2 separate regions of the Homo sapiens genome follow, and region 2 is linked to region 1. A link is a loop called in an ENCODE intact Hi-C map of the cell type or tissue named here. Cell type or tissue: IMR-90. All regions are shown on one strand. Each heading gives the region's core, and the rest is flanking DNA. Links, peaks and the distances in the headings are about the cores only. Region 1 holds the start of LOC105371775 (a long non-coding RNA gene). Region 2 holds the start of KRT26 (keratin 26).

Region 1 (12,693 bases), core at 2,809-10,808:
GACAGAAAGCTCTGACTAAAGAGAGTCATTAATGATTATCTAGGCCAAACTGATTCTCTTTCTTGGTAACTGGGACTGAGAAATATGAAGAGAATTAGGCTTGGGAGTGGAGGAGAGAGAAGAAAGCAATGAATTAAATTCCTAAATTAAATTCAGGGAGCAATGAATTAAATGCTTCCTGCTACTTTAGGTAGCTCCTGCTAATATCCGCCTGAAACACAGAGAGCTGAACTAGATTCCCTGGAGGGTCAGTCCTGGCAATCTGCATTTTAAATAGGTCTGCCAGCATTTCTTATGCACCCTAAATAAAGCAGCACTGTCCAGTGGAAATATAACACAAACCACAAATGCAAACCACAGATGTCCTTCCAAACTTTCTAGTAGCCATATCAAAAGATTGAAACAAAAAGAAGTGAAATTAATTTTACGACTATATTTTATTTAACTTGATATATCCAAAATGCAGCAACCCATATAAAATGTTAATGAGATCTTTTACATTATTCTTGATACTGTCTTTGAAATCCAAGTGTATTTTATACTTACATCGCATCTCAGCTTGGAACAGCCACATTTAAAGTGCTCAATAGCTGGGCACAGTGGCTCACCCCTGTAATCCCAGCACTTTGGGAGGCTGAGGCGGGAGGATGGCTTGAGCTCAGGAGTTCAAGACAAGCCTGGGCAACATAGAGAGACCCAGACTCTACAAAAAAAAAAAATTAAAAAATTAGCCAGGAGTAGTGGTGCAAGCCTGTAGTCCCACCTACTTGGGAGGCTGAGGTGGGAGGATCACTTGAGCCTGGGAAGATTGAGGCTGCAGTAAGCCAGATCACACCACTGCACTCCAGCCTGGGCAACAGAATGGGACCCTGTGTCAATAATTTGAGACATAATAATAAATATTTATTTATTGAGACAGACAGAGGGGATAGGATTTAGAAAGGTATTTTACAGGCATGTGAGTAATGCAGTAAACTATTTCTAGATCTCAAATTTTATTTTTCAAGGAAAAAATATTATTACTTTCCTTTACAAAAATACTACCCTTTATTTAAATAAAACAGTAACAATACCTCATTAAAGGCTATGGCATATATAAAATTGTGGGGTCCCTACAATTCTTGGTGCATGGACTGAGATTATGATGGAGATTGTCATAAATCCATTATAGTTATTAGAAAAGTAAATAATTTAAAAATGTTGACTTTATTAAAAGGAGAAAGCTTGTTATAACACATCTCACAAATGCCAAAATACTGTGTTTGGGGACCCTGGCTCCAGGGACATTCGTGTGTCTGTGTGTCTGCACACTGAAATCACTTCTGGAACTTTAAAAAATGGTGATGACTGTGTCCTCCTCCCAGAAAATCTGATTTAATTGGCTCAGGACGGGGCCTGGGCATCAGAATTTTTGAAAACTTCCCAGGAGTCTAATATGTAGCAAAGTTTGAGAGCCATTCTGATAAATGTAAGTTTTCTTCCACTCATTTATCCCTCTCTCTTCAGCCAGAGGAAACGAGTTGTTGGTACAATCATCTGAAGTTAAGATTCCTGCAGTTAAATATTGGCAAGTAGTTCATGCTGCAGCTATCACAACTCTGGGTGCATAGGCTCAGGCAGACCTTATTGCTTTATTTTTCTTTTTTCATGTTAATCTTTATTTTGAGTTCCTATTCTATGGAGGATGTGTGTTAAATCTCATCATCTCAGTCTCTCGCCTTTTCTCCAAAGCATTGCATCTAAGTTTTAGGGGAGCTTATATAGTTGTGACCTGGGGCGGGGAGCATATTGTCCTTAGTGTCATCTGTCCAAGCTGTGTTCACTGAGACAGTCATTATTCTTCCCATCTGTCCCATTATCGTTGGTTGGAGACATATAACTAAAAACAAAAATCTTCCCTCAACCCAGAAATCCTCTCCACAAAGGTAGTACGGAAAGAAAATACTTCTATTACTGAATAAGCACTAAACTAGAATGTGATGTGCATCACAGGTAATCTTCTAGGAAATTGCAAGATGGAAGGAAATCTCACCTGTTACATAGCCAAGCAGCAGATACAACCTATTACATACTTTTTGTTTTTTTTTTTGAGATGGAGTCTAGCTCTGTCGCCCAGGCTGGAGTGCAATGGCGCGATCTCAGCTCACTGCAACCTCTGGCTCCCAGGCTCAACCAAGTCTCCTGCCTCAGCCTCCCGAGTAGCTGGGATTACAGGCGCACACCACAATGCTCAGCTAATTTTTGTATTTTAGTAGAGACAGAGTTTCACCATGTTGGCCAGGCTGTCCTGACCTCAGGCAATCCACCCACCTTGGCCTCCCAACGTACTGGCATTACAGGCATGAACCACCGTGCCCGACCTACATACATATTTTCAAGATAAACAATAGTTAAGTTAGAGTAAGAGGACTTGACAGTACCATAGTTACACATCGTTCATCTTAACTTCACCTGGTAATTTGGGGTGATCATCTGTGTCAGCTACTTGGCTTTCTCCAGAGGAAAAACAAAACTTTTTATATCTTTATGACAGGTGGTAGTTTTGCAACTTTGAGTAAGGTACCCACAGAAGTTAGGCTCCTACCCTCCCACAGAAACTGGGATATAGGGGTGTCATCTCTTTTGATGTTTACATTTCAAAGAGATGGCTCCCAGGTACTTGAGAAATACATCCCTGGATCATAAAGCTAATGAAAGGCCTATCTAGGCTTCAAAAGGATTTACATAAATTTCAAAGAGAGGAAACAGTACATATAAGTTTTCAAAAGTTATAATTACAAATAAATGCTCCCTGATTTTAAATTATATTTGGAAGCTATAGCAATCAAAACAGCATGGTACTGGCATAAAAACAGAAACATAGACCAGTTAAACAGAGTATAGAGCCCAGAAATAAATCTAAACCTAATTTAATTAACTACATTTTGGCAAGGGCCTCAAGAGGACCCAATGGGGAAAAAATAGTCTCTTCAATAAATGGTACTGGGAAAACTGGATTTCCACATGCAAAAAAATGAAATTGGACCCTTATCTTACACCATATTAGAAAATCCACTCAAAATGGATAAAAGATCTAAATGTAAGACCTGAAGCCATTAAACTCCTAGAGGATAAGAGAGGGTAAAAGCTCCTTGACATTGGCCTTGGTAATGATGTTTTGGATATTACACCAAAAGCCCAGGCTACAAAAGCAAAAATAAATAAGTGGGACTACATCAAAATAAAAAGCTTCTGTACAGCAGAGGAAGCAATTAACACAATGAAAAGGCAATGTACAGGCTGGGAATAGATATTTGCAAACTGCATATCTAGTAAGGGGTTAATATCCAAAATTTATAAAGAACTCTTACAACTGAATAGCAGAAAAACAAATAAACCAGTTAAAAAATGAGCAAAGGATCTAAACAGATATTTCTCCAAAGAAGACATAAAAATGGGCAACAGATCCATGAAGAGGTGTTTAACATCACTAACCATCAGGGAAATGCAAATCAAAATTGCTATGAGATATCACCTTACACCTGTTAGGATTGGTGTTATCAAAAAGATGAGAGTGACAAATGTTGGCAAAGGTGTGGAGCAAAGAAACAGTACACTGTTGGTGGGAATGGAGATTGGTGCAGCCATTAGCAAAAAGTGCATGGAGGTTTCTAAAGAAGTCAAAAACAGAACTTCCAGGCCAGGTGCGCTGGCTCATGCCTGTAATCCCAGCACTTTGGGAGGCCGAGGCAGGTGGATCATTTGAGATCAGGAGTTCGAGACCAGCCGGGCCAAAGTGGTGAAACCCCGTCTCTACTAAAAATACAAAAATTAGCCGGGCGTGGTGGTGGGCACCTGTAGTCCCAGCTACTTGGGAGGCTGAGGCAGGAGAATCACTTGAACTCTGGAGGCCAGGGTTGCAGTGAGCCAAGATCACGCCACTGCACTCCAGCCTGGGCAACAGAGTGAGACTCCATCTCAAAAAAAAAAAAAAAAAAAAAAGAAAAGAAAAAGAACTTCCCTATGACCCAGCAATTCCCCTTCTGGGTATCCACCCAAAGGAGATGCAAACACCACCTTGTAAAGATATCTGCACTTTTATGTTCATTGTAGCATTATTCGCAATAGCCAAGATATGGAAACTACCTAAGTGTCAATGAATGAATGGATAAATAAACTGGTGAGTGTGTGTGTGTGTGTGTGTGTGTGTGTGTATATATATATATATATGCACAATAGACTATTATTCTACCCTAAAAAAGGAGATCTTGACATTTGTCACAACATAAATGGACCTGGAGGACACTATGTTAAGTGAAGTAAGAAAGACACAGAAAGATAAATATTACATGCACTCATTTATATGTGGAATCTAAGAAAAAAAAGTCAAATATGCAGAGAATAAAACAGTGGTTACCAGGAGTGGGGGTGGGATGGGTTAGGAAATGGGGAGATGGAAGTCAATGTATACAAAGGAGGAGATATGTAGGATGAACAAGTCTAGAGATCTAACCTATTAACCAGGACTAGAGCTAATAAAATTGTATGCTAACTGGGTTTTTTTTTTTTTAATGTAAGTAGACTTTAGCTGCTCTCATCACACACAATAAGGTAACTGTGAGATGATAGATATGTTAATTTGCTTCACCAGGGTAACCATTTTACTATGTATATGTATCCCATAACATTGTGTTGTAAACCTTAAATATACACAATACAATTTATTTTTTATAAAAGATGAAGTAAATGCTCAAAGAAAATTTAGGAAGAGAGAAAAATCTCTTCCCTTGTTTCCAACAGTGAGAATCAAGCCTCTTATTTTAAATTTGCTTCATCCTAGCAGTGTCCAGCTGCTCTCTCCCATATTTCTTTCCATGCTTAAGGGCGTAAGAGTCATTCTGATGCTTCTGTGTGCCTGTGGCATGGAAATATCAGGTGGACTGTGGCTCCATCTGCCCGGACACACTGTGCAGCCATAACCTATTTGGCTCTTGTCCCTTTCCTGAGGTTACAATCCAGGAAGTAAGGCACAGTTCTCCTAAATAGTTCCCCCAACTTACCTCCCGTTTTGCTGCTTTGTAGGGGCTCTGACTCAGAAGCAGGACCTGGGGCTCCCCTCTCAGGGACCCCGCTTTGCCCTTCCTCAGCAATCCTTTTTTTCTTCCCTCTCCTTTCAGTCCAAGGTAAGTTCTATTCTTGAGGGTGGGACGGAAAATCCTGCTTTTACTACTGGAACCTAAGCTCCAAGACCTGTCTGCTCACTGCTGGATCACCACTTTCTAGCTCTGTGCCTAGCACAGAGAAGGCAGGCAATAAACAAGCGCCAAATGAATAACGTTTCTTTAGGACATTTTGTGTGGGCCCTGAGTCCTCTTCATTCTAAGACTAGACTGAAGGAACACATTGCTTTTGTTTCATCCTCCCCTGAGACAATGAGCACAGATTAATTTATTTGCCTGAAGAAGGTAAAGGAAATGAATTACCAGAAGGATGGTAAGTGGCTCAAAAACACTATAGTCCCCAAATTTGTAGTGTTTACAAACACAAGCAAATCAGACAGGCACCCATCATTCATCTTGGTGAATTTTTATGGAGTGATTTCCTGGGAGTTTGGAATTAAACTCTGGGAGAAATAACATCTTTTCTAACCTGTTTGTCCTTAACAAATGTGGCACACTCAAGAATTTGAGTTTTGCTTTGAAGAGGAAAAAATATTAAAAAGGAAAATAATGGATTATTTTTATGTAATGCATTTGGGCACATACATTTCACCCTGTAAATCAATCTTGTACACAAGGATGTCAAACTCAAGCCATTTAATGTTTTTCCTGTCCTGCACATAAATGTTGTGATCTGTTTTTATTCTAAAAAGTATAAAAGATAGAATGATGGCAATGTAAGTTTATATTAAGTGTTTTTTTCCTTCCAGGAAGTTGTAAATATGAATCTGTTTTCTTCAGCTAGACAGAACACTCCAATTGATCTTTTATAATCCCAAAGAGCTTGGGTATTATTTTATTTATGAAGCATAATTTCTTTAGCAGCTTAGGATTTTGTGACTCCCTCTTCTTAATCAAGCATGCATTTTCATAGGATTATAAAGGCATAATTAGTCAGCAAATAAAGGCTTTTTTTTAAAACTTAAAAAATTGCTATAAATGACAGGGCTTTACTGGCTTATATCCTTTTTGTTATATTATTGATTTTTCTACTCATAGGAGCAGGCCTCTACGTGATATCATTTAATCTTTTGTTTTATATATAAGTTAAGACTATAATTAGACGATAAAGAGTTTTGTGTGGGAATATGTTTGTCAGCATTTTTTAGCATGTTTTCAGAGTATGTGAGAGATGCTTACATGCCTTTCTATACACACTGAACATGCATTTCACATGAACTGATTAAGCAGAGTACATTATACATGCAATCTTAGTCCTGGCAGATGCTCACTTCATTCTTTGCTGCTGTAACTCAAGGGCAAAAAGCAGGGCAGTTTTGCCAATCAAGGACTTTGCCATTGGGTCCTATTTTCTCTGGCATCTTCCAGATACTTCCAGGTGCTTCTCCTTCTTACCTTGTTTTTTGAGGCCCAATACACACAGATGGTCAAAATGAGCTTTACTAGATAGAGGGTGAGCTCATTTTAGAACACCCAGTTTATACAATTTTGGTGTATTACAATTCATGATTTTTTTCTAGCTTAGCAGACTATAGGCATCTTCCAAAACTATTCAGAATTTTCTCCATTCCTTTTTTATCTGGAGTGCGTTAAGTCCCAATCTTTGAAGTCATAGTTGTAGGTTGAAACTGTGCTCCCATCTACTCACTTGAGCTACAATATTTACGTCTCCTTTCAAATCTCTAGAAGGGAGGTCTTTGTTGGGTTCTAAGTACATTGTCTTCACCAATTTGACAGGTGTTCCCTTAGCTCTTCCTGTCTTTGAAATATTGATTTTTCTAAACCTGCTTTCTATAACTTACGACATTGGCCCTGCTGTCTTCTATTCTGTGTCCTGATACTCTAGTCTTAGTCATTTCTCTGCATCTTAGTTTATTCTAGACAATTTATTTCCTTGCACTTGCATTTATCCTTTCTTGCTTTTTTTTTTCTTTTTTTTTTTTTTTTCCGTAGATGGAGTCTTGCTCTGTCGCCCAGGCTGGATGGAGTGCAGTGGTGTGATCTTGGTTCACTGCAACCTCTGTCTCCTGGGTTCAAGTGATTCTCCTGCCTCAGCCTCCCGAGTAGTTGGGACTACAGGTGCCCGCCACCATGCCCAGGTAATTTTTGTATTTTTAGTAGAGATGGGGTTTTGCCATGTTGGCCAGGCTGGTCTCAAACTCCTGACCTCAGGTGATCTGCCACCTTGGTCTCCTAAAGTGCTGGGATTACAGGCGTGAGCCACTGCGCCTGGCCTCTTGAATTTTCCCTCTGTTGTCTTTTCTCTTTTTGAAAATTTTTATTTTGTTTAAAAAAATTTCTACTTAGGTCATTCTCACAGGCTTTCTGCCCTGCATATCAATTTTTAGCACCCTGACAGTATTCCCTGGACCCTCACCCCTTAACATTGCCCAAATCTTCCCAGGAATGCAGCTGTGAGCTTTCTTCTCCTCAGCCCAGACTGTACAGCATTCTGGACTTTATGATGTTCCATAGCCATTATTCAGTGGTTTATAAACACATGTTTTTAGTCATTCAAAAGCCTTTTTCATTTTTAGCTAAACTTTTGAGGTAACTGTGGATTCAGTTACTGTAAGAAACAGTACAGAGCAATCCCACATATCCTTTACTGAATTTCCCCGATGGCAACAGCTTGTAAAACTAGAGGACCATATCACAACCAGGGTATTCACACCAATGCAGTCAAGATACAGAACATTTCCATTGCAACAATGAGCTCAAGGAAGGGCTTTCTCTCAACGTTGGCTCTGGCTCACGGTCCCTCGCACCATGAAGGACACAGAAGGAACCAGACCCTGACCCTGCCGCACTGCTCCAATTCAGGGTAGAATTGCGAAGTGCCACAAGTAAGGCATCTCTGAAGAGGAAGTAATTGCCTTTTTTTTTTTTTTCCTGAGGGGATCAGAGAAGGCAAATAAAGGCAAACATAAATTAAAAATAAGAGACTTAATTCTTCCTGTTAAAAATAAGGGAAAAGACACCCCTGTACTCCCCTTTCTTCGAGCATTTACTTTAGAAAACTTGTAAATTCTTTCGCTGTCTCTTTGAAATGTGAGTAAATCTTTTAAAAAGTAAAATAAATCTTTTGCCAACTTTACAACCAAGGAATGCCTTTCTCAAGACTGGGAATCAAGCCTTTTGAGCGTGACCATCCAAGGAAATAAACACCCCTGTGTCCCAGGTTCTGTGGGAGGGCAGGACCTAATTTCGGCAGGCACCTTGCTCCAAAGCTACCTCCTATTATAAAGATGTGAGAAGTTTACTTTCCCTGTATATAAAGCCTATTAACTAACATAGATGGTCACCCAAATTATGGGTAAAGTTAGGATAAACCGTGTGTGACATATGGTGCTGTGAAGTCCTCTTATGTGAAGAGTAGCTGTTGTTCATCCTGAGAACATCCACGTAATGGGCTGTGTCTGCTTGGCTATATAAAGGAAGAGCTATCTTTCTGTCTTTGCAGTCTCTTAGTGGATTGCTTGTGACGGGCATCACATTCTGTTTTAACGCTTATTCAATAGTAAAATGATTTTCTTTCTCGTTTACCTTGGTGGAGAGGATTTCTAGGTTAGGAGATTTTTTTACTATTTTTTATTTTTTTTGAGACGGAGTCTCACTCTGTCTCCCAGGCTGGAGTGCAGTGGTGCGATCTTGGCTCACTGCAACCTCCGCCTCTTGGGTTCAAGCGATTCTCCTGCCTCAGCCTCCTGAGTAGCTGGGACTACAGGGGCCCACCATCACACCCGACTAATTTTCTTTTCTTTTCTTTTCTTTTTTTTTTTGAGACGGAGTCTCGCTCTGTCGCCCAGGCTGGAGTGCAGTGGCGCAATCTCGGCTCACTGCAAGCTCTGCCTCCCAGGTTCACGCCATTCTCCCGCCTCAGCCTCCCGAGTAGCTGGGACTACAGGCGCCCGCCACCACGCCTAATTTTTGTATTTTTAGTAGAGACGGGGTTTCACCATGTTGGCCAGACTGGATATTTTGTTTTTAATTGTATTTCCATAGCAGATTTCATGGAGGAGGTAGCGTCTGACCTTGGCTATGAAGGATGCTGCATACATATGTTATAGGCAATTTATTTTAAGATATGTAACATTTCTCATTTGTAGTTTAACCCACACATGGGACCCTGTTTTAGACAGGTGGCAGGGGGTCTGCCTGGAAATTAATTTTAAAAAATCCAAGTGAAATTCACGCAACGTAAAATTAACCATTAAAAAATGTACAGTTCATTGGCATTTAGTACACTCACCATGTTGTGTAACTAACACCTCTGTGTAGCTTCAAGCTATTTTCATCACCCCCAAAGAAAACCCAACCCATGAAGCAATCATTTCCTATCCTCCCATTCCCCCAGCCCCTTCAAACCACCAATTTGCTCTCTGTGGATAGCAGCACTATTCATCATAGCCAAAAGGGGGAAGCAACCCAAGTTTCCATCAATGGGTAAATGGACAAGCAAATATGTGCTACGTACATACAATGCAATGTTATTAAGCCATAATAGGGAGTAAAGTACTGATGCATCCTAAAAGGTGGACAAACCTTGAAAACATTACACTAAATGCAAGCCGGACCCCAAAGGTCACGTCTTATATACTTCTACTTATATGAAATATCCAGAATAGGTAAAAAAAAAATTGTTTTTTGGAGGGTACATTTTAGCACATTTGGGAAGACATTTATATGGTAGACTTTGAACCCTTATGGGGGATGGTGTGGAGTGTTTTCTGGGAAACAGAATTAGTAAAGTGGAAGAGGCAGGAAATAGAAAACTTAAGGGGTGGCCGATGACAGAGGAAGCAAGAGTTTACAGAAATCCCTCCTCCTGGCTTTCAACGCCCACCCTACCTGAGCAAGCTTGTGTCTCAGTGTGAAGTTTCTCTGACAACAGGGACTGGTCCCTGTCCAGTCTTGGATATATGCCCTGCACAACTCTTGTAATAGTAACAGTCTAGTCCTCAGAATCAAACATTTAGTTTAACTTTACGTGTTTGAAATGCCTTGAATGCAGGACCCCGCTTTAGTTTTCCATTTTCACCCACTCTGGTAGCCTCCCTAGAAAGACTGCGTGGACAGCTTGAGGACACCTGTGCAGATCATGATCAAAGGGACCACGTAGTTCTAGTTTTTAAATAAAGTTCACGTATCTTTTTGTATTATTTTTGCTAATTATTTGCCTTTACCCAACGGCTTGAATGATTGAACTCTATTTTCAGGCTTAAATATTCCCTCTGCACTGCTGCAACTGGCCGGATAAATGTGCCTACTCCAGCAGCAAGCTCTCCACATCCCGTCCCCCTTTCTGTCTCCTCCTTACTTCATGCCCCCACTGCCTCCTTAGTTTTCAGCTGCCAGTGCAAAGCACCCCAGCTTTCTCTAGGCTGTGCTCTGCTCCCTGACAGCTGCTGTTCTCTCCCCATCCCTCTCTTCTTCCCTTGCTTTCAACTTCCCAGCCAGTCTGAGTATTTGAGCACCTTCCAGCTGCTTCACTGTTGTGTCATGCCGGGGGCCATGTTGCACAGCCGCGGCACACATGTATATCCACGGGGACTCCTTTCTGAGCCTACTGGGTGCATAGAAACTGGTGTTCCAGAAGTGTACAGTTGAGTTTTTGACAAAGAGAAATTTTACAAACAAAATTGTGGCTGTACAAATTTTTTTTTAAAATTATATTTTCCCATTGGCTTCACAGAAGAGATAGCACCTGACCTTGGCTATTAAATGCACAGTATTTAAAATATATGGATTAACAAAATTTTATTTGCTCACACCTTTAAGTGGGGTTAAATATACTTGGTAATTGTTTTCTTCTTAACCAGATTGTCCTTAAGGGCAAAGAGTGCGTGTCTTACATTTCTTTAAAATTTGCCCCATTTCCGTCGTCCCACCAGCCCCTTAGACTTAGTGCTTAATGTTTTTAAACAAACAAATGAATATTAAAGTAGGCAATCTTTTATTGACTTTGTATCTTGTCTTGAAAAGGAGTTGATTACTGTTAAAATTCTCTTAAAAATATGTTTTGAGTTCTGGGAATATACATTGCAAGGTTCAAGTTTGTTTTGACTTTCTAATTGTATAATTAGAGAGGAGTAGCTCACTCAGGAATTACTGTTGTGAATGATAAGCTTTTCCTCTTGGATGTGAGGTTGTGTTCAGATTAAAGACACTAATATGGTATACCAGCAATTACACAGTTTAAGGCAACTAAGTTACATCTATAGACCATATCATTTTACATGAATATAATACTTCTATTTCCATAAATAATTCCGAATGCTTGGAGAAAACACTAGTTTTTATTCCCCAAAATCATTGTCTTTGAAACCTCCTTAAATAGCCATAAGACTAGCAACTCATGCCTTGAAAAAGGTAGTCACTGATATCAACACTGTTTGAGAATTGGAAAAACATTTCCAGGACAAGCACAGTGGCTCACACCTGTAAACCCAGAACTCTGGGAGGCTGAGGTGGGAGGATTGCTTGAGGCCAGGAGTTCGAGACCAGCCTAGGCTACACGGCAAGACCTCGTCTCTCCAAAAAAAAAAAAAAAAAAAAAAAAATTAGCCAGGCATGGTGGCACATGCCTATAGTCCTAGCTCCCAGGAGTTTGAGGTTACAGTGAGCTATGGTCTCACCACTGCACTCTAGCCTGGGTGACAGAGCAGGACCCAATTTTGAAAGAAAGAAAGAAAGAATTAATTTCCAGTTCTCTTTGATAAATTCTCAGTGTTAACGACTAAGACAGAATCCATCCTTTTTTCAACTGTATGGTTCTATATGATACCTTTGATAGTTAAGCTATATTAGTTTATTACCATACATTTGGATAGTTAGCAATCAATAAGTTTTGTGCTATCTGTGAAAAATAATCTGGTAGTAAGATAAAAGTGTGCATAACTTATTTTCTGCTTCAGTACTTAACATAGTTACTATTTTCTTGAAGACTGTAGTTTTGTAATACTATGCTCTTTGGTGAGACAAAGCGTTCTGAAATTTGTGAACACTTCTTATTTCCTGGTAATTATTTTTTTTGGCCCCCCCAGTTTGACTTTTCTTTCTTTTTGGCTTCTTATATCACTGTCCCACGTTAAAAAATTTAACAGATTTTAAGATGTCTTTTGGCTTAAATTGCAAACAATTACATTTGAAAATTAATGAACTTCGCGAAATTTAGTCCAGCCTATATGAAAAAGAAAACTGTTGTCAGGGTGAGAATAGATGATTCGTGATTTCAGATTCTGCCACACCTTTACAAATATTTTTCACACTGTTGCCTTCAGAAAAATTCATTATGCTAATCCATCAAGCTTCAGTTCCTTCTTAATTGTTTTTTTCAAACGTCTCTTCTCACTGGTGGCTTGGCGCCATCTCTCACTGCTGACTTCAGAAATGAAATGTGATGATATGCTGACATACCAGTGTCACAAGCTTTGTTACCTTTGAAAATCATTATCTTTGAAACTTCTGCAAGTAGCCACAAAACGAGTGACTCATACCTTTTTTATTTTTTTCCAACTTTTATTTTAGAATC
Region 2 (12,693 bases), core at 3,379-11,378, 100 kb after region 1:
ACCAAGCCTATATTTGAGACTTGTAAAATGCAACCTCAGAGGGTTTAGCACCCTGAAATGGTGCAGTTCAGTCTTCATGGGCCATTTTGAATCCTGCATTGTCTATATGCCAGTTGATTAAAACCTTTCAATGTTGTTCTTGCCATGCAAGTTGGAAATCCAGGTGATTATAGAGGTCACTGCCTCATTCCACTCCAAATGAAAAAAACCTCTTTAGCCTAGAACTTTGCTGCTTTCCAATCCCAGCTGCACTTTCCAAAATAATTTAGTAAGGATGTCAGGCAGAATTTTGTGTGCAGGAGAATATGAGCAAGATTTAGAACCACCCCTAGGCTTTAGTTCTAAATTTGCTTAGTCATTACCATGGTAGAGGCAGAGAGATGCATGTGCTGGAAAATGGAAAAACGGCTTTCCAGGTTCAGATTTTACAACAAACATTTGCTGATCACCCAGGCTAGGCATTGTAAGGGTAAACAAATCCTAGTGATCAGTGGGTATTATCTTCTTCTTTTATGTCCATAGACACTCAAACCCAAGAAGATCAACTTATTTACGTAGTCAATCAGGGACAGATTTGGGACCAGACATTAGAGCTAGTGCTCTTTCCACCTTATTCTGTTATTAATTGAGGTAACTGTGACTATGAAATGAAACACATTATTTTATTAGCAGGTCCTTAGTATTGCCACATTGGGATCAACTTTAGCAATTAAAAAGAATCAGATATTAAAAAAAATAACTTGCAATAGAAGAATTTTTAATGAAATGTCAAAAAAGGCCCCCAAAATAAAAACAAAAATTAGGGACAGAGCAGGATTTTTCTACTCTGGAAAAGGATTACATGCATAGAACATGAGAAAAGGAAGAGAAGGAGAACAAATTCTAGCCCTTTTAAGAACAGAAATGAATAATTTCCTTAGGTTATTTGACCAGTAGGATTTTTGCAAAGGCAGCCTTTCTTTCTTTCTTTCTCTCTCTCTCTCTTTCTTTCTTTCTTTCCAAATAACTTTTTCCTCATTATGGTGCTTTAGAAGGTACTCGTTGCTCTACTGTAATGTTGCTTATTTTAGAGGACTTTTCTTCAACTGAGTGGACTCTCAGTGAAAGGAGATTGCCAATTTGATCCAGTTCCTCAACCACTGTTTTAACAATAGTTTCTTCTGTTGAGTCTAAAATAAAATAAATAAAACATTAGTGGTCATTTTTTAACAGGTTGAAAAGTAGCCATAATAGGTATGCTTTTTGTTTGTTTGTTTTTTTGAGAAGGAGTCTCGCTCTGTCACCCAGGCTGGAGTGCAGTGGCATGATCTCGGCTCACTGCAGCCTCTGCCTCCCGGGTTCAAGAGATTCTTCTGCCTCAGTCTCCCGAGTAGCTGGGATTACAGATGCCTGCTACAATGCCTGGCTAATTTTTGTATTCTTAGTAGAGATGGAGTTTCACCATGTTGACCAGGCTGGTCTCGAACTCCTGACCTCAAGTGATCCACCTGCCTTGGCCTCCCAAAGTGCTGGGATTACAAGCATGAGCCACTGCACCTTTTAAAAAATGTTTGCTTTTTAAAAATGTTTTTTGCAAGTTTGCAGTAAATCGATATATAATACTGTGTTTGAAGTCAGTGTTTAGCAAGATCCTGGACTATCTCTCTTATATTTGCCACTGCTTTTAGAGCAATGGGCATTTGAAAACATAAATGAAACATGGATTAAAACAATCTAAGTATCAGGCAGTAAAGGCTGGCTGCAAGTAATGTTGTCTTCTTTTAAATACCAACTTGCCCGATTTTTGTGGTTTAAGATAAAGTAGCTCTTTTATCAAAGTATTGAAACTATGAAAGATAATACATTCCAGGTAAGAAACATGTTGTGGGATTAATTCCTCATTTCAATAATTTCATAATTTGACCACATCTGTTGATCTACGGGAATATAAAATACAAATATTAAGAACTATCATAATGACCCCTCATCCCTTTATTCACCAGAAGTAAACTTAAAAACAAATTTTATTTAGTTAAAAAATAAGTAACTTAGTTAACACAATTGATGGAGTTTAAGGAGTTACACCAGGTAAAAAAAATCTATCTATACCTTTGGCTTGATTTCCAGAATTCACAGGCCTGTATCCTTTTGATTTGTAACATGTGGATTTGCTTTTTCTGTGAAGAGAAGAGTAAATTATTGCATTTTTTTTTCTTTCCTTAGTGAGCTTATAAATACCTCTAAATTGGAAATAAGAGTTTTGGAATTCTAGTTTCAATAAGATTCAAATTCCTTATATATTTAAAGGACATTAATAAGCTTTTCATGACTTCAACATAGTGAAAGAAGAGATTAAATGGATGTTTATGAATAGAAATTTTCTCATGACCAGAAATTACCTCTTTCATCTAGCAATATTTCTCACTCTGACTTTTCAATCAACTGGCCAGTGAATGTGTTTGGAGTGCCTACCATGAAAAAGGTGTTGCTGGGCTAGGTGCTGCAGAAGATATAGAACCAAGACACAGTTTTTACAGTTGGAAATAAAGTATACACATGCAAAAAGTTACCTATAACATGAAAAGTGCTGTAAATTAAGTGAAAAGTGAGTGGTGTAATGAGTGCTTTGTTCTGAGGAGGGAGCAATCACTGTTGGGTTCCTGTGAGAATAGGCTGCAGAGGGCTGATGGGCCTTGGAGGGTGCAAGACGTTACCTCCTCACTATGCGGCCATGGGCAAGCATTTAGTAATAGGCAGTGATTACCAAATACCTTTTCTGTGTATGCCACTGTCATGAGCTCTTTACCTATGTAGTGAGACATTATAGTTAAGACTTGTTACAAGTATGGTTTTGGCTTTATCACAATTTCATCAACGAGGAAACTGCATTTGAAAAGGTTAAACAATGTGCTCATAATTCACCCAGTATTTGATTCACAGCCAGGGCTGCAATTCCAGGGCTGTTGCTATTGACTAAGAAACTATGGTGCCTCTCCAATTAATTCTTCCTATATCTTCATTGCTCATCTTTAATACAAGGTACATGTGGGGTAACTAGTGAAGTGATAAGAAAAGAGAATGAGTTATTTATAAGAAATGTGCTTACACACTAAATCACAGAAAGCAATTTTCCCCTTGAATTGGAGTACTGGAATTGTTAAATATTCTATATTTAAATGTCCTTTATATATTATACATACAAATATTTTGCATACTTAGAAATTTGATTTTCAAATTTCTGCATGTTTTAATTTCACTTGGCTGCAATAATATACATTCCTGAGGATAAATATGTATGATCTCCAGAGTAGGAAATTCTAGGATGCAATATTGGCATACCTATACTGTGGGAAAACCTAGTTAATGTGAGGTTTTTTTTTTTTTTTGCAAGTTAATCTTTACCTTTCTTCTCCATCTAGTAAGTTGCAATAAATGTCAATTTCTTTTTCTAAAAATATTTTTACATCAAGAAGCTGTTCATACTCCAGCTTCTGGCCTTCTGTTTCTGTTCGAATCTGTTGCAGTTGTTCCTCCATCACCCCTATCTGATCCTGAATTTGCTGGAGTTGATTGCAGTAATTTCCTTCAGTCTCAGCCAAGGAGCATTCATAGGAATGTTTCTGAAAGAAAAGCAAAGTGAAGCTTGAATGTGTAAAAGAGAAATGGCATGGTCATCTTATATTATTTTATTTATTTTTTTGAGACTGTGTCTTGCTCTGTCACCCAGGCTGAGTGCAGTGGCATGATCTTGGCTCACTGCAGCCTCTCTTCCTGTGTTCAAGTGATTCTCCTGCCTCAGCCTCCTGAGTATGTGGGATTACAGGTACATGCCACCACACCCAGCTAATTTTTATATTTTTAGTAGAGATGGGGTTTCACCATGTTGGCCTGGCTGGTCTTGAATTTCTGACCTCAAGTTATCCACCTGCCGTGGCCTCCCAAAGTGCTGGGATTACAGGTGTGAGCCACTGTGCTTGGCCGGCATGGTCATATTTTAAATATTCTCAAGGTAGAAATAATTATTTGTATAAGGTCTGAATATTTTCAATTGAAAATCAACATTTGCAAGATTTAAAAAAATTCCTCTATTGTAAAAAGGCATTTTTCAAGTTTTGGAATTGGTGAGTTTAGGGACAGAATTCTTGATATTTAATATATTTTATACTTTTAGTCATATGTAAATGGTTATACGTACTTGGTGTTATATGTATTTTTATATCTGTATTGACTTATACATATTCACACATATATTCAATTCAATGGCGATTCCTACGTACCACAGCCATGAGGGACTGAAGTTCTATTTCCAGGGTTTGCAGATTGCGTTTTAATTCGGTCAGCTCATTTCTGGCTGCTGTGGCTGCTCCCTCATGATCGGAAATCTGTTGTTGCAGCGTTGCACTCTGAAGTGTAATTGTCGAAAGGGTTAGTGACTGGCCTGATTGTCTCCTGAGCAAGCCCTTTGTAATTTGCCATAGACCTACCCTCTCGTTGAACCAGGCTTCAGCATCTTTGCGGTTCTGCTCAGCCAAGTCCTCATACTCAGCCCTCATGTTGTTCAACAGGACAGTTAGGTCCACTCCTGGGGTTGCATTCATCTCCACGTTCACGTTCCCCCCAGCTGTATATTGCAAGACTTCCATTTCCTAGAAAAGGGATCGGTATTCATCCTCAGTGGAGGATTTTGATTGATGTTCATGCCCTGCTACGAAATGAACAGTGGACTTCAAGAAGGAAATTAGAAACTGTATGAAGCCACTCTGCAGGCTTCCTTACCTCCTCATGACTTTTTTTGAGGTAGGTCAATTCCTCACTGAGGGTCTCACACTGTATCTCCAGGTCGGTTGTACAAAGGGTCAGTTCATCCAACACTCTGCGAAGACCACTGGTGTCGGCCTCAACACTGTGGTGCAGAGCCAGCTCATTTTCATACCTGAAAGATTAGTAAGGCACCTGAGAGTTGTCATCGTAGGCAGGTGCAAAGCACAACTTTTTAAGGTATTTCATATGCTGAAAGATATGATGTTCTGTACATACCTCTGAAGCTTCTTGCAATGGCAAACTGCTAAAATGGTTTGAGATACCTAACAATTCATGAATTGTATTTTGGGGATGTTATTTCTTCAGAGCTGATTTTTGTCATCCAATGTGCTTAACAATTAAATAAAATATTGCTAGATTTTAGATTTTAAAAAATATGTGATTGCTCTTTTTTGTTGTTTGTTTTTGAGACAGTCTCACTCTGTCACCCAGACTGAAGTGCAGTGGCCCCATCTCAGCTCACTGCAACCTCCACCTTCCGGGTTCAAGTGATTCTCATGTCTCAGCCTCCCAAGTAGCTGGGATTACAGGAGTGAGCCACCATGCCTGACTATTTTTTTGTGTGTGTACTTTTAGTAGAGACGGGGTCTTGCCACATTGGCCAGGCTGGTCTCAAACTCCTGACCTCAAGTGATCTGCCTGCCTCAGCCTCCCAAGGTGCTGGGATTACAGGCATGAGCTACTCTATCCAACCATGATAGCTCTTTTTATAACGGCTTATTTAATTCAATTTCTTTATTGATCTAGTCTGGCTTTAGAAAAACATTTTGGTTTTCAAAGCAAAATATATATTCCTTAATCCAATTGTAATATTTTAACTTTTATTAATATAATTAATCAGTTTGTTTTCACCTACTTCAGCCTGAAGTCATCAGCGGTCAGTCTGGCATTGTCATTTTGTAGAACAATGCTGGCATTGCAGATGGTCGCAGAAATAATCTAAATAGGGAAGATTGTGAAAAATGTTAATTACCAAAAGTCAAAGGAGGCTCCAGACTTCAGTGTGATTTTATATCTTCTTAATCTGTCAAACATCTGTTTTAGTATCTTTTTTCTATGTTAAAGAAATCTGGATTTTCTTCAGATAATAAGCATCCAGAGCTTAAGAGCCACATAGATACTTTTACTACTTTTGATCAAATGGTATGAGCTAAATATATGAAAAACGAAGTGACTATATCTGTTTTGAAATGATTTCTTTTTCATTATTTAATTCTACAAGATTTTATTGCCAGGTACTGTGCTTAGCACTGGAAATACAGAGTGAACAAATCTTACATCACATAAATTTGTTAGGCACATTTTATATTTTCTCTTCTTTAAATTATCAACACACAAAGTCTGTAGTAAAAGTATGCAAATCCCTATTTCTTACCTGCCTTTTAAGATCTTCTATGACTGAGAAGTATCTGCTATAGTCATGATCGTGTTCCCGGGAAGAGCCAGGCTCACATTTCTCGTACCAGCCCTTGATCTTCTGCTCCAGGTCTGCGTTGGCCTCCTCTAGAGCATGCACATGGTCCAGGTAGGATGCCAGGCGGTCGTTGAGATTCTGCATGGTCACCTTTTCATTCCCAGAGAGGAGGCTGTGCTCATTGCCAAGAAAACCAGCACAGGCACCACTTCCCAACCCTCCACCGCTATTGCAGAAGCTTCCTCCAGAAGAGATGCCCTCAAGAGTACAAGAAAAGCTGCTTCTTGCTCCCGATCCAACACACACATTCCCAGCCACGAAGCCTGTTCCTCCACCGGACAGCCTACCAGACCCAGTTCGCGAGCAGATCCTCCTGGATCCACCAGAAAGTCGAAAAGACATGGTGGCAGCACAGCCGGGCAACCCCTTCCCAGAAAGAGGAGCAAAGCCAGGGTTCACCTTCCACACTTGTTAGCTCCCTTGGCCTTTTATAGTATTCACTGGGTCATTTCAGTCTTGACTATGCCAGTCTGTAATAAAATTTACTTGCATCCTAATTGTTGTTTTTCACAATTGGGTAATTTTTAACAGCGTCCAGTCTGTAGGTGGAAAGGTGCCCCAAGGATATTTTTTATATATAAAAATGGTGCCAGGTGAAGTAAAACTAAATCATAGCCTCAAAGGCCAAAATTAAATATGACTAAATGTGCATCTTTTTGGCCACTGGAATATTAATAGAATCTAGATTCTCCCCCTGCCACATATAACAAAGAATTAATAATTCCAATGAGAAATGTCTCCTACTTTTGTCCTGTTAACGCTCATAGAGTATTTCTAGTATTCCCACTTCATTGAGTGCTTCCTTTCTTCCTTTCGTTTCTTTTTCTTTTTTCCTTTTTTTAAAGATATGTGGTCTCGCTATGTTTCCCAGGCTGGTCTCGAACTCCTGGCCTCCAGTGATCCTCAGCCTCAGCACCCAGCTCAGCCTCCTGTGGCCAGCATTACAGGTGTGAGCCACTGCCCTGGGTGTCTGGGTGTGTGTTTTCCTTCTTATCAAAACCAGAAAATCTCAGCATCTATTGATCTTTTGGTAGTGGGAGATTTTAAAAGAAATCTACCATTTCTTGAATTGAAAACTGAAGTAATAGAAATCCTGCAGTCCTGCTTATTGTTAATTTCAATATAATTCATGAATATGTGATGATGGTGGAGAATTAATTCGATTGAGATTTCTTGGTTTGGTCCAGGAGCAGGACATCAATTCAACTAACAGTCTCCAAATTGTTCACTTCCCTACCCCTAAATAGTGTTTACTGTCTTTTAGTTTAAATGTATGTATTTAAGACATTAGGAATTATTTTGAGAAGTGAGCATCATATTGATTAGCAAGGAGTAAAATATATAAGGAGGGAGGTGTTTTCATCATTACCTAGAAAACCAGTACTTATAGTACCCTAGAGAGAAGATAAGTTGTCACAGGGAAGTACTCTTTATTCTCTTGCCTTGATGCTCTTGGGAAGTTATCCAGGCTTGGATCATTTCCCTACTGGGCAAATGAAAATAATAGCATCAAAGAGTCTCAAATGAATGTTGAGCAGTTCCAATCATGAATGACGATAAGACAGTTTGAAAGGCACAAACATTTTTAAATGTTAATTATTTAAATTATTATAATAAAGTGGACATGTCAGACAGGGTCGGGTCTCTATCACCTATAATGATACAAATTGATTGGTTAACTAATTATGGGTTTAGTTTTGAAACAGTAATTTTCTTCCGAATGATATTTTTCAATGTTGTGGATAGTGAATCCTTTGGAAAACATCCAACATTATTGTCACTAAATCGTATGGAACATTTAGTGGACTGCATGGATTTTCTAAATCAAAAATATTTAAAAATAAATAATAAATACAGAGCTATAACTGGACCATCAGCTTATGTTTAGAACAGTGCATGATAACCTAGATACAGTTCCTGTTTAGAGACTTTTTACTGATTTTGTTGTGACCTGGTCAAATTTTTAATCTTTTGCTAATTTTTCCCAGAAATAAAACAAGAAAAACAGAGAGTATTGTCAGTTTAATGATTTATAAGGCTTGAGTTTCTTAGGTGAGTTATTATGAGATTTCAAAGTATTATTAACATAATCTATTTATCTCTAGATACTTTATAAATACAAATTATCTTTTGTGAAACAAGTTAAACACATATTATTAGGACTATTTTGGAGATGAGTTGTCTCTGAAGCTAAGTGGCCACACAGATTACAAAGCATTTCTATATCAAAGCAGGACTGGAATATATGATGCTTAACTCCTTCTTGAAATGTTGTCGCCTATTTACTCACGTGAGTAGGTCTTTTAAATTATTTTAATCATAGATTTTCCTCTAAACTAATACTTATTTTAAAAATTTAGGTATGCTCTAGTTCTTTCTGGAAGTGGAGACAGATTTAACACATTCTCTGGACCACTTCAGTCTATACATTTCTTCCCCGGGATTGATTATTTTATCCATGGCAAGAATGGATGTACATAATAGATCATTTCTTGATAATCTACTAGATAGTAGAACATTACATGATGTGCATACGTATTTTAGATATTCAAAATGAATCGAATTAAGCTTTATGCAGTGTTGCTGTCTCCTTATTTCAGGATAAAGTTTTTCATTACATTATCTTATTCTAATGATCATATGCTAATTTTCCCCTGATACATTTATTGTTTAGTTTCAAGTACACTGTTGTTTAAAATTCACATTCTATATTTATGTTAGATAACCATTTTTCTTGAACTTGAATGAGGTTTGTTTTGTCACTAGATTCCTAATTTTTGGTTTTGTTTTTTGTTTTTTTTTTTCCTGAGAATCAGATTCTGGTATACTAAGTCCGCCCACAAAATGGCTTCCCTGGTTTGTTTTGGGAAGAAGGAGATACTGATGTCTCTGCTAATCTCAGACCGACTGGAGTGAGCATGCACGTAGTTTCTTTATCCCTTCTCTTGTTATAGGGAAGGTGGAGTCATAAAGTTCTCACTAGCATGGTATTATGTCGTGGTGAAGCACCAGACTCTGAGCTATTCTGTGTGGTTTACGTATTTCAGCACTTCATGTTATTACTGTGTGATCTTGGGCAAATTATTCAACCAGTCTCTGCCTCCGTTTCCTTATCTGTAAAACGAGGACGATAACAGTACCTACCTCATAGGGTTGTTGTGAGGAATAAATGATGCTTAGAACAGAGTCTAGCACCTAGTAAGTGCTGGTTATCAACTATTATTGACTCTTTCCTGGAAGTCATATTTAAAGGTTTTAAATATTGGCCTGGTTTTAGCAGAAAGAATTTATTTCCTGAGTTATGGTGAGTTGGTGGTCAGGCGTTTCAAATACTGTGAAATCTGAGCTAAGTATTCGGTGGCTCACGCCTGTAATCCCAGCACTTTGGGAGGCCGAGGCAGGTGGATCACGAGGTCAGGAAATCGAGACCATCCTGGCTAACACGGTGAAACCCCGTCTCTACTGAAAATACAAAAAAATTAGACGGGCGTGATGGCAGGCGCCTGTAGTCCCAGCTACTCGGGAGGCTGAGGCAGGAGAATGGCTTGAACCCAGGAGGCGGAGCTTGCAGTGAGCCAAGATGGCGCCACTGCACTCCAGCCTGGGCGACAGAGCGAGACTGTCTCAAAAAAAAAAAAAAAAAAAAAAATTAAAGACTTTTTAGTATTACCGTTTACTCTTAGTGTTGTATATTCTACGGGTTTGGAAAATGTATAATGACACGTATCCGTTCTTATGATATTATCCAGAGTATTTTCACAGCCTTAAAAATCCTCTGTGTTCTGCCTGTGCATCCCTCACCTCCAATTTCTGGCAGCCAATTATCTTTTTACTATCTCCATAGTTTCGCCTTGTACAGAATGTCATATAGTTGGGGTCATACAGTATGTAGCCTTTTCAGATTGGCTTCTTTCACTTAGTAATATACATTTAAGGTTCCTCTGTGTCTTTTCATGGCTTGATAGCTCATAGCTTTTTAGCACTAAATAATATTTTGTTGTCTAGAGGTACCACAGTTATTTATCCATTCGTCAACCAAGAGGACATCTTGGTTGCTTCCAAGTTTTGGCAATTACGAATAAAGCTGTTATAAACATCTGTGCACAGGTTTTTGCGTGAATGTAACTTTTCAACTCTTACGTGGTAGGATGTTTCCTTTTCCTAATTTTGATATGAGGGTATATGATGTGAGGACTGGTTAATTAAAAAGTTAAGTGAGAGGGTATCTGCCTTACATTCGCTTAGGTATTATTACATGCGTGTGGGAAAAAGAGGAGGAAAGACAGCTTGAAAGTGACTGTGTTTCAACTGTGCTGAGCCAATTCTACAGAGTTCAGTAATAGGACACTGGTTCCAGAGAAAAACAGGCTGTTTCTGTTACGGGATTGGTGAGGGGGAGCCAAATCTCTCACCCACAAATAAACCTCTGGAGGGTTTTCTGCTGAGTTTAACCTCCTCCCACTCCCAGCCTTGAAATAGATTCATTAATGGTAGGTGCTGAAATTATTGCACTAAAAGTTACCTTTGACTTGAGAGCCACATGGCTCTGCAGTCTTGGATGGCAAAAACGAAGGAGAGAACTTGTGAATTCCTACCGTTATGGTGGAGTGATCAAGATTATGAATTAGATGCCTGCTGGAATTCTCCTCTTACCCTTGTCCTCACAGCTCTCTTTTTCCCCTTCTACCTTCAAATATCACTACTTATAGCCTTTCCTTTATGTTTAAGTTTGTTTCTGATTCTTCAGGTTCTTATTTCTACATCTATGAGCATATTGACTTCAGGGACTGGATCTTATTAACTGTTTTATCCTCGTTATCTGGCACATAGCGTGTTCTCAGTAAGTACTTTTCGTACTGAGACAAAGGAGACAAAATTTTACAGAGAAGTCAAAAAGACTCCAACTAGTTTTCACATTAAACTTACTTCCAACTTGTGAAGACTGTTGAATTAAACAGAAGAAATTAAAGACAAAATTCAGCTTCCATTTGGGAGGGTATATCTAAAATGCAAAGATTGGCCAGAACCAGGGAAGATGACTTGCAACAGGAAGAACTTTTATTGAAACACCACCATAGAGAAAAAGCCAAAGAAATGGTACTATTCTAAAAATAACTTGTCTTAATTCATTGGAAGAAAAGCAGAAAAATAAGGGGACCCTTATTTAGGAAACTAGCTTCATTTTGGTATTTTAATTTGGGGGCCATTCTGTCTCAGAGGCTGGAGTTCAGGAAGACACCCTCTGTTCATTCTTGTTGTTGACTTTGGTGGATTTCTCTTCCACAGTGTGAACTCTGGATGAGAGAACTTTGCCACGAGGATCTATCTCTTCAACAACTGTTTTGACAATGGTGGTTTTAGATGAATCTAAAATGCCACATATAAACTGTTTAGAATTTATCAAATTCATAAATAGGAAATAAAACATCATTTGAAACACATACAAATAAACACTGAATGCCTAACACAGCTTTTGTTTACCTTTTGTTTGATTTCCTGGGCCTCCATAGCCTTTTGATTTAGAACAGGAGCTGTAAAAGTATAGAGCGCTTATATTAATTATTCTGTTTTACTGAGGAAACTGAAAAATAATGATTTAAGGTGGGAATTCACTGCATTCTGAAATAACACTAAAAGAGTATTATCTATGCGTGATCTAGATCATAGATATTTTGTACTTGATTTCAAATCATCTTTAGTAACCTTAAAAATGAATTGTTTTCTCAATGGCGGCAATACTGACCCATCTTCTCCATCTATCAGGAGGCAGTAGGTCTCAATTTCTTTTTCCAGGTGGACCTTGATGTCAAGGAGCTGCTCATACTCGAGCTTCTGGCCCTCGGTCTCGGTTCTGACCTGGTGCAGCTGCTCCTCCAGGGCCCCGATCTGAGCCTGGATCTGTGCCAGCTGTGCACAGTAGTTACTCTCGGTCTCTGTCAAGGAGCACTCCAGGGAGTGTTTCTGTAGTTTGGTAAGACATGGTTTAATAGAAAAGGTCACGGTGTTTTAGAATAAGCCAAAGCATTTAAGAGATAATTAAGAGAATTATCCTTACATCATGCAAATAATTATATTTACCCAAAAGATTCCACTTCTTCAATATTAATTGTTGCCTTTATTAAATGTCCTACTACTTTTCTATTTGAGAATGACACAGCTGGTGCTGAATGTCCCTCAGATGCCCAGGTGTGCTAAAAAAGATGAAATTGTCTCTTCATAGGGCACAGACTGAAAGATCCCTCCCCTGCACCAATATAGCCTGTGCTTGTAGAGTGTGGCACAATTTGCTACTTTACCCACAACTAGAAGTCCGCCTATACTTTGCTACTCATTTCTAGCCATGTGACAGTCTTGTCTTATGAGGATTGTAGCTCTTCTATTAAAAAGTCATCCTGCAGTAAACCGCATAAACGTTCCAT

What was found. A loop is a pair of places that touch in the nucleus more often than their neighbours do. Peaks named below come from ENCODE experiments on the same cell type or tissue, not always from the same donor. Only the 100,000 strongest peaks of a DNase experiment are listed, where the experiment ranks them.
Region 2: a loop joins it to region 1, with 2.4 times the contacts of the local background. A loop is called at or near these places in 2 of 110 quality-filtered maps.

Annotation. Positions count from the first base shown.
Region 1 is chr17:40,666,560-40,679,252 of GRCh38, forward strand. LOC105371775 (a long non-coding RNA gene) reads left to right here and starts at 5,046. Exons shown (of 4, transcript XR_934751.2): 1 at 5,046-5,162. In IMR-90, for the core only: no CTCF peak of the experiment used is centred there; no DNase peak of the experiment used is centred there; H3K27me3 peaks cover 3,363 bases.
Region 2 is chr17:40,765,498-40,778,190 of GRCh38, forward strand. KRT26 (keratin 26) reads right to left here and starts at 6,704. Exons shown (of 8, transcript NM_181539.5): 1 at 6,176-6,704; 2 at 5,657-5,739; 3 at 4,756-4,912; 4 at 4,464-4,625; 5 at 4,257-4,382; 6 at 3,382-3,599; 7 at 2,089-2,156; 8 at 741-1,169. The coding sequence starts at 6,616. The coding sequence ends at 1,018. It overlaps KRT27 (keratin 27), which reads right to left. Exons shown (of 8, transcript NM_181537.4): 6 at 12,018-12,235; 7 at 11,756-11,805; 8 at 11,311-11,641. The coding sequence ends at 11,502. In IMR-90, for the core only: no CTCF peak of the experiment used is centred there; no DNase peak of the experiment used is centred there; H3K27me3 peaks cover 3,136 bases.